Linked DNA regions of Homo sapiens: regions 1 and 2 are each linked to region 3. Evidence: chromatin contacts called from ENCODE Hi-C or POLR2A ChIA-PET data. All regions are on one chromosome and are shown on one strand. Each heading gives the region's core, a stretch centred on a gene start or an enhancer-like site at or near the end of the contact. The rest is flanking DNA. Distances are from core to core; before and after follow the strand shown. Region 1 overlaps IFNAR1 (interferon alpha and beta receptor subunit 1). Region 2 holds the start of IL10RB (interleukin 10 receptor subunit beta). Region 3 has its middle 25 kb from the start of IFNAR1.

Evidence for each region. A loop is a pair of places that touch in the nucleus more often than their neighbours do. ChIA-PET counts read pairs that join two places held with the same protein, here RNA polymerase II (POLR2A). Pooled maps may share reads with other maps.
Region 1: a loop to region 3 is called in a map of CD14-positive monocyte, with 2.2 times the contacts of the local background. The contact joins two enhancer-like sites. A Hi-C loop is called at or near these places in 6 of 168 maps with a recorded cell type or tissue (CD14-positive monocyte, OCI-LY7, heart left ventricle and 3 more), 3 of 37 single-sample maps with no recorded cell type and 13 of 50 pooled maps. POLR2A ChIA-PET finds 5 or more read pairs at or near these places in 14 of 52 experiments (CD4-positive, alpha-beta T cell, CD4-positive, alpha-beta memory T cell, CD8-positive, alpha-beta T cell and 10 more).
Region 2: a loop to region 3 is called in a map of CD14-positive monocyte, with 4 times the contacts of the local background. The contact joins the promoter of IL10RB here to the enhancer-like site in region 3. A Hi-C loop is called at or near these places in 9 of 168 maps with a recorded cell type or tissue (B cell, CD14-positive monocyte, CD4-positive, alpha-beta T cell and 6 more), 29 of 37 single-sample maps with no recorded cell type and 13 of 50 pooled maps. POLR2A ChIA-PET finds 5 or more read pairs at or near these places in 18 of 52 experiments (AG04449, B cell, CD4-positive, alpha-beta T cell and 14 more).

Annotation. Positions count from the first base shown.
Region 1 is chr21:33,359,029-33,363,161 of GRCh38, forward strand. It overlaps IFNAR1 (interferon alpha and beta receptor subunit 1), which reads left to right. Exons shown (of 11, transcript NM_000629.3): 11 at 1-836. Among named protein-coding and RNA genes, the nearest start is that of IFNAR1, 36 kb to the left of the region's middle. RefSeq lists a silencer at 2,195-2,489. Within about 2 kb of position 2,788, at least 31 of the 41 ENCODE cell types and tissues checked have a DNase peak (open chromatin) inside an H3K27ac peak, as active enhancers do; they include CD14-positive monocyte, CD4-positive, alpha-beta T cell, CD8-positive, alpha-beta T cell and 2 more, where a contact is called at or near this core.
Region 2 is chr21:33,264,072-33,268,143 of GRCh38, forward strand. It overlaps IL10RB (interleukin 10 receptor subunit beta), which reads left to right and starts at 2,296. Exons shown (of 7, transcript NM_000628.5): 1 at 2,296-2,443. The coding sequence starts at 2,395. All of the region lies in intron 7 of IFNAR2-IL10RB (IFNAR2-IL10RB readthrough), which reads left to right. It overlaps IFNAR2 (interferon alpha and beta receptor subunit 2), which reads left to right. Exons shown (of 9, transcript NM_001289125.3): 9 at 1-1,593. It overlaps IL10RB-DT (IL10RB divergent transcript), which reads right to left and starts at 2,189. Exons shown (of 2, transcript NR_038974.1): 1 at 1,992-2,189; 2 at 1,561-1,831. RefSeq lists enhancers at 1,812-1,871, 1,902-1,971 and a silencer at 2,142-2,551.
Region 3 is chr21:33,298,029-33,301,937 of GRCh38, forward strand. It overlaps a transcript of IL10RB not described here. Among named protein-coding and RNA genes, the nearest start is that of IFNAR1, 25 kb to the right of the region's middle. RefSeq lists an enhancer at 3,397-3,446. Within about 2 kb of position 1,528, at least 11 of the 41 ENCODE cell types and tissues checked have a DNase peak (open chromatin) inside an H3K27ac peak, as active enhancers do; they include B cell, CD14-positive monocyte, CD4-positive, alpha-beta T cell and 3 more, where a contact is called at or near this core.

The DNA of each region.
Region 1 (4,133 bases), core at 1,538-4,037, 62 kb after region 3:
ACTGCTGGAACAGAGGCTCCAAGAAAACAGGGACCTTATTATTCATTACTGCATCCCCAGTAATGAAAGTACTTAGAAAATAATTATTGAATGAATGAAATCTAAACTGTGAACCTGAGGGTGTTTGTGGCAGTGTTTGTTTTACTGAATTGTAGAAGGACATAACCGTGTTTTCAGTGTTTCTATGGAACAAACTTGTACATTTTATTTCACTTGTGTTTTGTCTTAAACCCTACTGCTGGAAACAATTTTATGTAATAAGCAATGGGCCCAAAAGTCTAGGAGTTTTTTTGTACTTAGTGAATTTGTATGCAACAGAGATGCTGCAGCTGATGCCTTTAAAAGGTATTCATCATGGAAGAGCTGAGGCCTGTGCTTGGTGTTCCAGAGCCCAGGGTTGAGCATCCTGAAGGAGCCACTGCAGCCGTCACTGTCCCCAGAGCCTGTGGAGATAGAGCCTGTTTGCTGCTTTTTCTTCCCGCTCTTAAGACATGGCTGGAGCTCAGTCTTCATTGAATGAAGTTTGCTGTGGTATTGCATAGCCTTGCTTTCTTGAACTAAACTGTTTGCCCTTCACAAGTAGTTCTTCTTTCAGGATTAGTTCGTTCCAAGGAGGCTCTTCAGTCTCACAGATAAGTAGATCTCTCCTGCTGTCTGGACACATTTCACTCGGAAATTGAATACAATTTGTATTCAGGCTGGGAACCTGAACACACACTTGTGTTTTTAAGCTTCCCTTTTTTACAGTGGACAAGGACACAAATAATAAATAAATCATCCCTAATGCCCAAGAAATGCCCTGGTACTTAGTAATAACAAAATACCAGTAACTTCCAGTTGTTTCTCACTACCTTTTTTCTTGAGTAGGATGATAATAGAATTACAACTCTTGAGGGCAACATAAATATAGGTGGATATTTGTGGTATGATATTGATGGAAAAATAGCAATCTTTTTCTTTACCTGAGGGGAACAAAGGCAAGAGGAGAATTCGATAGTTCTCATAACAAAGGATTTCTGAGTTTTCCTCCCCTTTCTGTGATCTGTCTCCACTTGGAACTCATGTTCTAGCAAAGGACATTTTGTGGGTGAAGAAGTGATTAATGATTAGGATGAAGAAAATGTTGGCAGTTCCAGCCTGGCCAACATGGTGAAACCCCGTCTCTACTAAAAATACAAAAATTAGCCAAGCATGGTGGCATGTGCCTGTAATCCCAGCTACTGGGGAGGCTGAGGCAGGAGAATCGATTGAACCCGGGAGGCGGAGGTTACAGTGAGCTAAGATCGCACCACTGCACTCCAGGCTGGGCGACAGAGCGAGACTCCATCTCAAAAGAAAAAAAATGTTGGCAGAGAAGATGTTCTGTTGTTTTTTTTTTTTTTTAAGGTCTTGAGAAAAGGGAGGAAGTTGAAAAATTTTATCACTCAATAGCTGGATTAAATTAAACATTACGTCTCACAGTGACTCACCACCCTTGAGCCTCCCTCCCAGATTTTCTGGATACATCAAAGTTAAGAAGAAAAACCTATTTTCCTATCTTTCCAGTAAAAGGACCCTTTTTTCTAAACATAGTCCTTAAATATATAATAGGCTTTTTGTGTACTTGACTCTGTTGTCTATTCCCAAATTTTATAATACTTTTAATATTCTGGAATTGTACTTAGAGAGATTATTCTAAATGTTGTAGTATAAAAGTACATCATCCACTCTGAAATCTCCCTAAAAGAACTCCACTGCATACACGTGGAGAAGTCATCATGCCCCATCTGTGTCTGTACCTGCGGGTGTGTCTAGCATGCTCCCTAGGGAAGGGATTTTATACCATTTGCTTATATTTATTTGGCAAGCTCCATGAAAACAAGGACTGTTTTTTAACTTTGTGGCTGACACTTGGTTGCCTAAGTGTTTAACGGTGATTGAGCGGGGACGTTGACGGTACAAACACTGATTGAATTTACCACTGGAGGGCAACAAGTCACCCTGTTCAGGCTGACAATCGGTTACTATTCAATAATTCCATTCCCAGAAGATACGCCAAGTATGTTTATACAGGTGGTTTCTTAAAGTTCTGTTTGTGATTATCTCGTCTTGAGCAAATGAGGAAAGGATGTGAAGAATCTGGTGTCCCCATGATCTCACCCAGAAATGGTTTGGTAGTTACAAAGCAAGATAGAGCAGTTGAGCAAATACTTAGCCCATCTAGTCCTCTACCACTACCACCTTCGCCTTTTAATGAGCAGGACTTTGTAGTAAGCGAGTTGTTGAAAAGGAGCTCCACATACTTAGTAACAGCCTCGGAGCGGATGGAAAGAAGTAGGCATTGCTGCAGAGCTGAGATGAACCTGCAAGGAGACAGCCTTGGCCCCAGGGAATGATCACTGCACTGCGCCCCCTACTGGCCTGGCTGAGATGACTAGCTGTGATTCCCTCCTTAGTCTCACCTGTTGAAGATGGCGCAGAACAGTTACAGCCATGATCAAAAAAGATAATTAATACTTTAGTGTCTCCTGCCCTATCCGCCCCCAGGGAGAGGCCAGACCATTCAGGGTGCCAGCTGGAGGTTATAAGGGTGGAGTGTGGAGACAGTGTTTCGTGTCACTACTTCCTTTTTTTTTTTTTTTTTTTTTTTTTTTGAGACAGAGTTTTGCTCTTGTCGCCCAGGCTGGAGTGCGGTGGGGCGATCTCGGCTCACTCCAACTTTCACCTCCCAGGTTCAAGCAATTCTCCTGCCTCAGCCTGCTGAATAGCTGGGATTACAGGCGCCTGCCACCACGCCCAACTAATTTTTCTATTTTTAGTAGAGAGCTTCCTGATAGCTGAACATGCAGAGGCTGCTGGGAAGGGCATAGAATCTCTGCAGTCCTTCTCACATACCTTATCCTATGTATCTCTTCATCTGTATCCTTTGTAATAGCCTTCATAATAAACCGGTAAACATAAGTTAGTGTTTCCTCTAGTTCTGTTAGGCAATCTAGCAAATCAGTTGAACACAAGGAGGGGGCCATGGGACCCTCAATTTATAGTCATTCAGTCATAACAGGTAAAACCTGGGGCTTGCAATTGGCATCGGAAATAAGGGGGCAGTCTTGTGGGAATGAGCTCTCAACCTGTGAGATTGAAGCAGCATGGTTGTCTGGGGTAATACGTGTGGTTTGTTGCCCCACGCCAAGGAAATCGAGGATGGGGACACAAAAGGAGTGGGTTCAAGAGCGGAAGTTTAGCAGGCAAAAGAAAGAAGAGACCTTCCCTGTGCAGAGGAAGGAGTCCCGAACAGGTTTCCGGGTTTACAGCGAGATGCGGTTGCTTTTATAGATGAGCTTGAGGAAGCGGTGTCTTATTTACGTAGGGCACAGAGGATTGGTTGGACCAGGTGTTCCATTTACATAGCACAGGAAGAGGCTGGCCATCCCACCCTCATCTGTTATTATGCAAATGGCACCTCTACCTAGCCCAGGCCTTGTTGCCTGCTTTTTTACTGCACACGTGGCAACAAAGAAAAGGGAAAAGGGAACTTCAATATTGAATATACCTGACTTCCAAGTATCCCTTTCCTATTGGCACAGCTGCTGGCATTCGCCTATGCAAGCTTCCAGTTTGCTTATCTATGTTTGCAGCTTGAGTTTTCAGGCTCTTTTTGTTAGAAAAGAAATGATTTGGGGCTTCTTTTTATTAAAAGGCAAACCTTACTGAGGACTCTTTTATCCTCACTAACTGCCTAAATAAATTTTGTTTAGGTGTTGTATCAGGATCTGATGCTATCTCCAGGTAGACAGTGTCAGAATTAAATAGGAGGATACCCAACCAGTGTCTGCTGCAGAATTGATTGCCTTCTTGTTAATGGGGAGAAATCACTACGCATTTGGTCACAGAAGTCTTCTGTGTTTATTGTTGTGGCATGAGAGCAGAGGAAAAACGGTTTGAGATTTTTCCCCTCAAAAACATAGGGGAAATCTTCATGATATTGGACTTGGCAATGATTTATTGGCTATGACACCAAAAGCACAGACAACAAAAACAAAAGTAGACAAATGGGACTACATCAAACTTAAAAACTTCTGCATATAAAAGGAAATAATCAATGGAAAAGACAACCTTTGGAATTGGAAAAATTATTTGCAAAATATTTGCTTTGA
Region 2 (4,072 bases), core at 1,046-3,545, 33 kb before region 3:
TGGTCTCAAACTCCTGACCTCAAGTGATCTGCCCTCCTCAGCCTCGTAAAGTGCTGGGATTACAGGGGTGAGCCGCTGTGCCTGGCTGGCCCTGTGATATTTCTGTGAAATAAATTGGGCCAGGGTGGGAGCAGGGAAAGAAAAGGAAAATAGTAGCAAGAGCTGCAAAGCAGGCAGGAAGGGAGGAGGAGAGCCAGGTGAGCAGTGGAGAGAAGGGGGGCCCTGCACAAGGAAACAGGGAAGAGCCATCGAAGTTTCAGTCGGTGAGCCTTGGGCACCTCACCCATGTCACATCCTGTCTCCTGCAATTGGAATTCCACCTTGTCCAGCCCTCCCCAGTTAAAGTGGGGAAGACAGACTTTAGGATCACGTGTGTGACTAATACAGAAAGGAAACATGGCGTCGGGGAGAGGGATAAAACCTGAATGCCATATTTTAAGTTAAAAAAAAAAAAAGCAAACACAAAGATGCTTCAAGATCTTCAGGAGAAGTATGGTATACAAGTTTCAGGGACCCTATTTGACAATTTTCAGAGTGCTCTCTATGCTGATTCCGAGTCGAGTGTGTCAGCTGTGATTACAGTGCCTGTGGATCTAGGCCGGGTTGGGGGGGTGTGGGCGGGGGAAGGGAAGTCTGGCCCGGAGCAATTGCTCCTGCCGGTAACCCCAGCACTTTGGGATGCCTAAACAGGCGTATCGCTTGAGGCCAGTAATTCGAGACCAGCCTGGGCAACATGGCAAATCTGTCTCTACAAAACAAAATTAGAAAAATTAACTGGGCGTAGTGGCATGTGCCTGTTGTCCCAGCTACTTGGGAGGCTGAGGTGGGAGAATGGCTTGAGCCCAGGAAGCGGAGGTTGCAGTGAGCCAAGATCATGTCACTGCACTTCAGCCTGGGTGACAGAACCAGACCCTGTCTTTAAAAAGGGAGTTGGTGGGGAGAGGTTCTAGAATGTCATGTAGCAACCAGTTTAAGGACTGGGACTCAGGGATCCAACTCCCACAGTTTCCCTGTGTGACCCTAGGCATTTGACTTAGCCTTTCTGAGCCTCAGGTTTTTTGTTTCTGAAGTAAAAGGATTGGACTAGGTAATCTCCAAGATCCTAGGAACCCAGGAGAAAGATGAGAAAATGTACAAGAATGAACACTCAGGTGGAAATGCTGCAATCCTGAGAAGCTCCCAGGATGAATGAAAGGCACAGGACCTCTTACCCCTCACCCCTGCCCCCCTCAAGAGCTGGTTTCTCAAACCTTTCTCTTAGGCCCCTTCAAAGGGGGAAAACTAAAAATTATACAAGTTATAGTTCAAGGACTTTAAATAGATTATTTATATGATTGCTCATAAGGATGAGGCTGTGAGGAGGGAACACCTTATTTAATCTAATGAAATTCCATAGGAAAGAGGCCTTTTGTATATTGAATCAATTTATCTGCCTTCTCAGTGCATCTGTCATATTCTGAAAGATTCTGGGTTGATCTTTTGCGATAACCTCTATGGCTGTGAGTGTGTGTGTGTGTTTGTGTATTTTTTAACATTTTGTATAATGATTGGAGGTTGGTAAAAAGTAACACAACAGTACTTTTTTAATACAAACTTGGTGTGGTCTTGAGTTGTCTTCCATTGGAGAGCGTACGTGTGCCACAGATTGGTGCACCTGCCGGCATCTCTAGGATTGCACCAACTCCCTCTAGCTCTTCTTGGTGGCCTGCAGGGGCCTAGGGCGCATTCACTTCCCTCTGCTTGACTTTACGTGGTGTTCTAGCGTCAGACATCAGGCGATGCCGTGCATTACCCAAGACACTGGACAGCTCCGGATCTTCCCGTCTAACCACTAATCAAGTTAAAAAGAGGAAATTAACGCTTTCTTAGTAGTCTCTGAAAGAAACTAGTTATTTGCGTAAAGATGACTTGGTTTTGTGTTGTTTATCCCTGGGGAGAAGGGTAAAGAAGACCCTCAAACTGGATTTGCTGCTGAAGTGCTTTTAACTCACCTGTGCGGAGAGCGGACTTCAAGAGAGGGCGTGCCGGTGCTCCGGACAAAACCTGGGGAATACTGAAAGCCACCACCACCACCGTCATTCCAGCATGCAGATCTCAGTCCTGGGTTGGTGTTGTAGGGCATTTATTTATTTGACTTGACGGCGCCTTTCAAAGCTTGCGAGGATCCCTTCCTCTTCCTCGTGTGCATCTGCCAAGCCTGTGCCCCGCGCCTCGCGGGTGGACCCGGGCTGGTGGGCGGGGCCTGCAGCGGGGTGGGAGCCCGGTCGCCCGGCCCCTCCCCACCCCGCCCCGCCCATCTCCGCTGGTTCCCGGAAGCCGCCGCGGACAAGCTCTCCCGGGCGCGGGCGGGGGTCGTGTGCTTGGAGGAAGCCGCGGAACCCCCAGCGTCCGTCCATGGCGTGGAGCCTTGGGAGCTGGCTGGGTGGCTGCCTGCTGGTGTCAGGTGAGGGGTCCGCGGGGAGGGGGCGCGCTTGGGAACCGGGAGGCCCCGCGAGATGCCGCCCCTGATCCCATCCCTGGGCGCCCTGCAAGTGACTTAAGAGCCTTCGGGGCCTCGGGAGAGAAGATGCAAACGCCACGGCCGGCTGCTGAGACGCAACTAGGCTGCTGCTGCCGTCGATTCTGTAACAGGAGAAAGCCCCATCCGCGCCCGGATTACAGACCGTCTGGGCCCTAAACTCAGGGGGAGACTCCCGGCGTCTTTTGATTCCCTGTCCTCCTGCAGCTCTCTGCTGGCGGGCGTCTAAATAAAGTAGCTTCCCCAAAAGACCCAAGATCCCACCGTGGCTGTCATCTGACCCTTCTGGAGACTATCAGTTCAAGTGGAGGCCCCCACCAGTCCCCGAGTGCCCTGACAGCCCTCCCTGACCCCAAGTCTGCCCCCTCAGTGCCAGCCCTCCCTACAGATGTGCCTCCCATCACCCGCTGCACCTCCCCTCCTTCCGGTTCAGGCCCGAGCACCCTGAAATCTGGATTCTGTCCCCCAGCGCCCCAGCTCCATGGCTTCTAAACCTAAATCCATTGAAACCTTTTCTGTCCTCTAAATTGACTGCCTAGGTTCCAATAACACCATGGTCACCTCCTTCCTTTCTCATGAACTCTTCCCTGGCCTTCCGGGATACCCCTCCGGTTTCCCGCCCTGTCAGGCTGTCTCTGCTTGGGACCCTCCTGCTCTGTCAGGTTTCTATGTAGCTAATTGTGATGCCCAAGGCCTTTTCTCTCCTTCCCTGGCACTGTTCCTTTGGGGGATTTCAGCCAAACCCTGGCATTAAACACGGGCTATAGGCCCATGACTCGCACATTTATATCTCTCTTGGTACCAGTTGGGTGATGGGTGGTGGTTTATTATAGTCTTCTACTTTTCTACTTGCATGTAGGTTTCAAATTTTCTTTTCTTTCTTTCTTCTTCCGTTTTTTTTTTTGTTTGTTTGTTTTTTTGTTTTTTTGTTTTTTTTTGAGACAGGGTTTTGCTCTGTTGCTGTGGCCCAGGCTGGAGTGCAGTGGCTTGATCTTGCCTCACTGCCACCTCCGCCTCCCGGGTTCAAGCGATTTTCCTCCCTCAGCCTCCCGAGTAGCTGGAATTACAGGTGTGTGCCACTACGCCTGGCTAATTTTTGTATTTTTATTGGAGATGGGGTTTCGCCATGTTGGCCAGGCTGGTCTCGAACTCCTGACCTCAGGTGATTCACCTTCCTCAGCCTCCCAAAGAGCTGGGATTACAGGCGCGAGCCACCATGCCTGGCCAGGTTTCGAATTTTCTATTAAAAGGTTTGAAAATAATTTCTGTCTCTAGCCCACATCTCTTCTTGGTGTGACCTCTGGGCTCATTCATCTGGCTGTCTCCCTGACATTCCTACTTCAGCCTCTCTCCAGCATCTCCAACCTAATGCAGCTCAAATGGGACTCGTGAGTTCCCCAGCTGAGCTCCAATCGGGGCACCAGCTGCTTAAGCCCAAAATGGACATTGACCTCAGCTTTTATGCATCAAATGTATCAGGAAGTCTCCAGTTTGTTTTTACGTCTGGAAATATATCTGAAATCCATGTGCCCACCCTACCCCCTCATAGCTTTC
Region 3 (3,909 bases), core at 278-2,777:
GGAGGCAGAATTAACTCCTCCTCAAGGGACCTCAGGCTTCTTTTCTCTTAAGGCCTTCCTTCAAGTGATAGAAGTGAAACTCACCCACATTATGGAGGGTAATCTGCTTTACTCAAAAATCTATGGATTTAAATGTTAATCTCATCTTTAAAAATACCTTCACACCAACATCAAGACTCGCATTTTACCTAATCAGTCTAGCTGGTTGACACATAAAATTAACCATCATAGGGAGGGTAGATCTGTGATTGCTTTTTTGAAACTTTTTTCAATGTTTGCTGCATGTATATAGAAATAAAATTTGGCCGGGTGTGGTGGCTCACATCTGTAATCCCAGCACTTTCGGAGGCTGAGGCAGGTGGATCACCTGAGGTCAGGAGTTCGAGACCAGCCTGGACAACATGGTGAAACCCCGTCTCTACTAAACATACAAAAATTAGCCAGGCGTGGTGGTGCACACCTGTAATCCCAGCTATTTGGGAAGCTGAGACAGGAGAATCACTTGAACCCAGGAGGTGGAGGCTGCAATGAGCCAAGATCGTGCCACTGCACTCCAGCCTGGGTGACAGAGCGAGACTCCATCTCTAAATAAATAAATAAATAATAAAATAAAAAATTATTTTTGAAATTGAATTTTAAGATCTTGTTACACTTTTTTAAAGAAAAAAGAAGTTATTATCCAGGGCACAGTACAGAGAAACAAAAGAATGGAAAATATGAGTGGTTAGGATACAAGCCTGAAAAATCAAGCTGCAAGCGTAGATTAGCAAGCTGGAAGCTTGCACAGGTGAATGCGGCAGCTGTGCCAATAGAAAAGGGATACCTGGAAGCCAAGTACATCCAATATGGAGGTTCCTCCTCCCTTCTCTTTGTCGTCATGTGTGCAGGTGTCATGGTGCTGGCCAGGTAGAGACCCCATCTGCAGAATAAAAGATTAGGGTGGGATGGCCAGCCTCTTTGTGGGCTATGTAAATGGCACAGCTGGCCCAACCAATCCACTATGCCCTATATAAATCAAACACTGCCTCTTCAAGCTCATCTGTAAAACCAACCGTATCTTGCCCCAAACCCGGAAACCCACTCGGACCCACTCGCACCCCCTCCCTCTGCACAAGGAAGCTCTCTCTTCTTTCTTTCAACTATTGAACTTCCACTGTTAAACCCAGTTTTTGTGTGTCCATGTCTTCGATTTCCTGTGTCTGTGACTTCAATTTCCTTAGCATAAGACAATGAATCTTGGGTATTTCCCCAGACAAAGGATGCCACTTCACCAGGAAGTGACTAAGGGAAGAACACCTGTGGGAAAATGTCCAAGAATTCTGGGACCAGAAGGGGTTTCAGCAGAGCATCTGTGGGCCACCAATCAGACATTCTAGCAGAAAACATATGTCCAGTTGGTTTGAAAGATTCCCTGAGGGGAAGACAGTGTAAGCCATCCTCACCCCCTTCCACCCTTCCTCCTCGCTCTTTCTGGCTGCCTCGCCTTGTTGAAAATATCTCACTTCCTTTTGGGGCTCCTGCCCCTCCCCTAACATACCTCCCACACCCATCCCCAGACTGGTTTAGCCTCCAGGGCACCTTTGTTCCTTCCTCTCACAACCATGGGTCTCAGCCGTAGCTGCACACTGTGGCCGCCAGGAGAGCTTTAGAAATGTGGATGCCCAGGCCTTACCATGACCAATGAATTTCAGCTCTCTGCAGAGGGATTTTTGCATCAGCATTTTTTAAAGCTCCTAGGTGATTCCAGTTTGCAGTCAAGGTGGAGAACAGCTGCTGTAGCAGAGCAGTTATGATAGATTGAAAGGACGTGCTTACCTGCACTTCTGTGTGACCTTATGTTATCTGGCTTTCAAAGGGGTCGCTTTCTTTTAATACCCAGCTAACTGACTCCACTCATTACCTTGTGCTTCCACAGGAAGATTTCTTTCCTGAGGGGTTGTGAGTGTCTCTGGGAAACATGCCCCAGGAATGCATCCTTCCCATGCACTTCAGCCTTCTCGGCTGCTCACCACTGACCACCTGGGAAGCAATTCTCCAAGTTGCTACCCCTTTCTTTGTGCCTAATAAGATAATCCTAAGTAGCTGGTACAAAGAAATATTTGTTGAATTAATGGATAATAAATAATGATGGCTAGGTGCGGTGGCTCACCCCTGTAATCCCAGCACTTTGGGAGGCCGAGGTGGGTGGATCACCTGAGGTCAGGAGTTTGAGACCAGCCTGGTTAACATGGTGATACCCCGTCTCTACTAAAAATACAAAAAATTAGCCAGGCGTGGTGGCAGGTGCCTGTAATCCCAGCTACTCAGGAGGCTGAGGCAGAAGAATTGTTTGAACCCGGGAGGCGGAGGTTGCAGTGAGCCGAGATCGTGCCACTGCACTCCAGCCTGGGTGACAAGAGGGAAACTCCATCTCAAAAAAAAAAAAAAAGGTAAACAAAAGCCTTCTTGGGATACATGACAATTATACATGCAGATTAAACAGAGAGCTGTAAGTTAACAAATCACCATAAAACATATGCAAGCGAAAAACAAAAATAAAACAAATATGCAAAGTGAAAGAAAACAGTTATGTTCTGTACAGGATATCCAGATGCTACAGTCTGGATGTTTGTGCCTCTCCAAAATTCGTATGTAGAAATCTTTAGGAGGTGGTGAATGGGATTAATGACCTCATAAAAGAGGAGCTGCCCATCTCTTCCACCATGTGAGGACACAGAGAAGGTGCCACCTATGAGGACAGGCCCTCACCAGACACTCAATCTGCTGATGCCGTTCTCAGAGGTGTTTGAACCAGAGCGACTCCATCTTGAAGAGGGGCTGGGTAAAGTAAGGCTGAAACCTACTGGGCTACATTCCTTGGACAATTTCTGTTGTTTTAAACCACCCAGCTTGCGATCATTTGTTACTTCTGCCGCAGGAAACTTAATCCAGCACGGAAAGACTCTGTTGTTTTACCCTGACCAGTTCTAATATCTTCTTAGTATCTAAAATGGGGAAGAAGATGGGCAGAGGGTCATTCAGATTTATTTTACGGGAACTTAGTATCTTACTCTTCTCAGCAAGGGAGTTAGCTGAGAATGACTGGGCATGCTGCCTCACTGTCCCATTTCCTGAACTCTCTAGTTCAGAAAATGCTGTTGCAAATCAACTTCCTTAAAAAACAAACGGGAAGTAAAAAACAAAGTCTATTTTATGAACTAGAGACTCAGAGACTCAACATGATTTTTCTCCCTGAGTCAGGTCCATGGTTCTGTCTCCTGACCACCTCACCACTCCTGTTTGAATCAAGCAGACACCAAACAATGTCTTTGTTTCCATGCCCATGAGAACTCTTAATTAAACAGCCACTGACTATTGGGCTGGCACTTTACGAGGTCAAATTTATTGCTGTTGGATTGTGATAAAAAAGATAACCGGAAGGTTAAAGCTGTGGGAGTAATATCTCTGAGCAGGAGGAGTCATGGCAAGGACAGACTTTAAATTGGGTTAAACAATTCAATATAAACAGGAAACACAAGCCAGCTGCAGTTCCCCTCCTCTTGGCCTCTGCCTGGGGCCTGCCTGCTACTGGGCTGCCCCTGAGGGTCGCATTGCACACCTGCCCTATGGAGCTGATGGGGTGGGAGCGATAGCCAACCCTTACTTACTGCTTCCTATGTGCAGGTCTTGTTCTAAGCACTTTTACATTTTCATTTAATTCCCACAGCAACCCAGTTAAGCAGATACTATTATCTGCCTCATTTTTCAGATAAAGAAACTATGGCACAGAGAGGTTCAATCACTTACCTAAGATCACACAGGCAAGAAGTGACAGAGCCAGGACTTGAACCCAAGTGGTCTGGCTCCAGACTCAATCATCTAAGATAGCCACCCATGATCCCCACCTCCTGGTAGCCACACCCTTGAGTA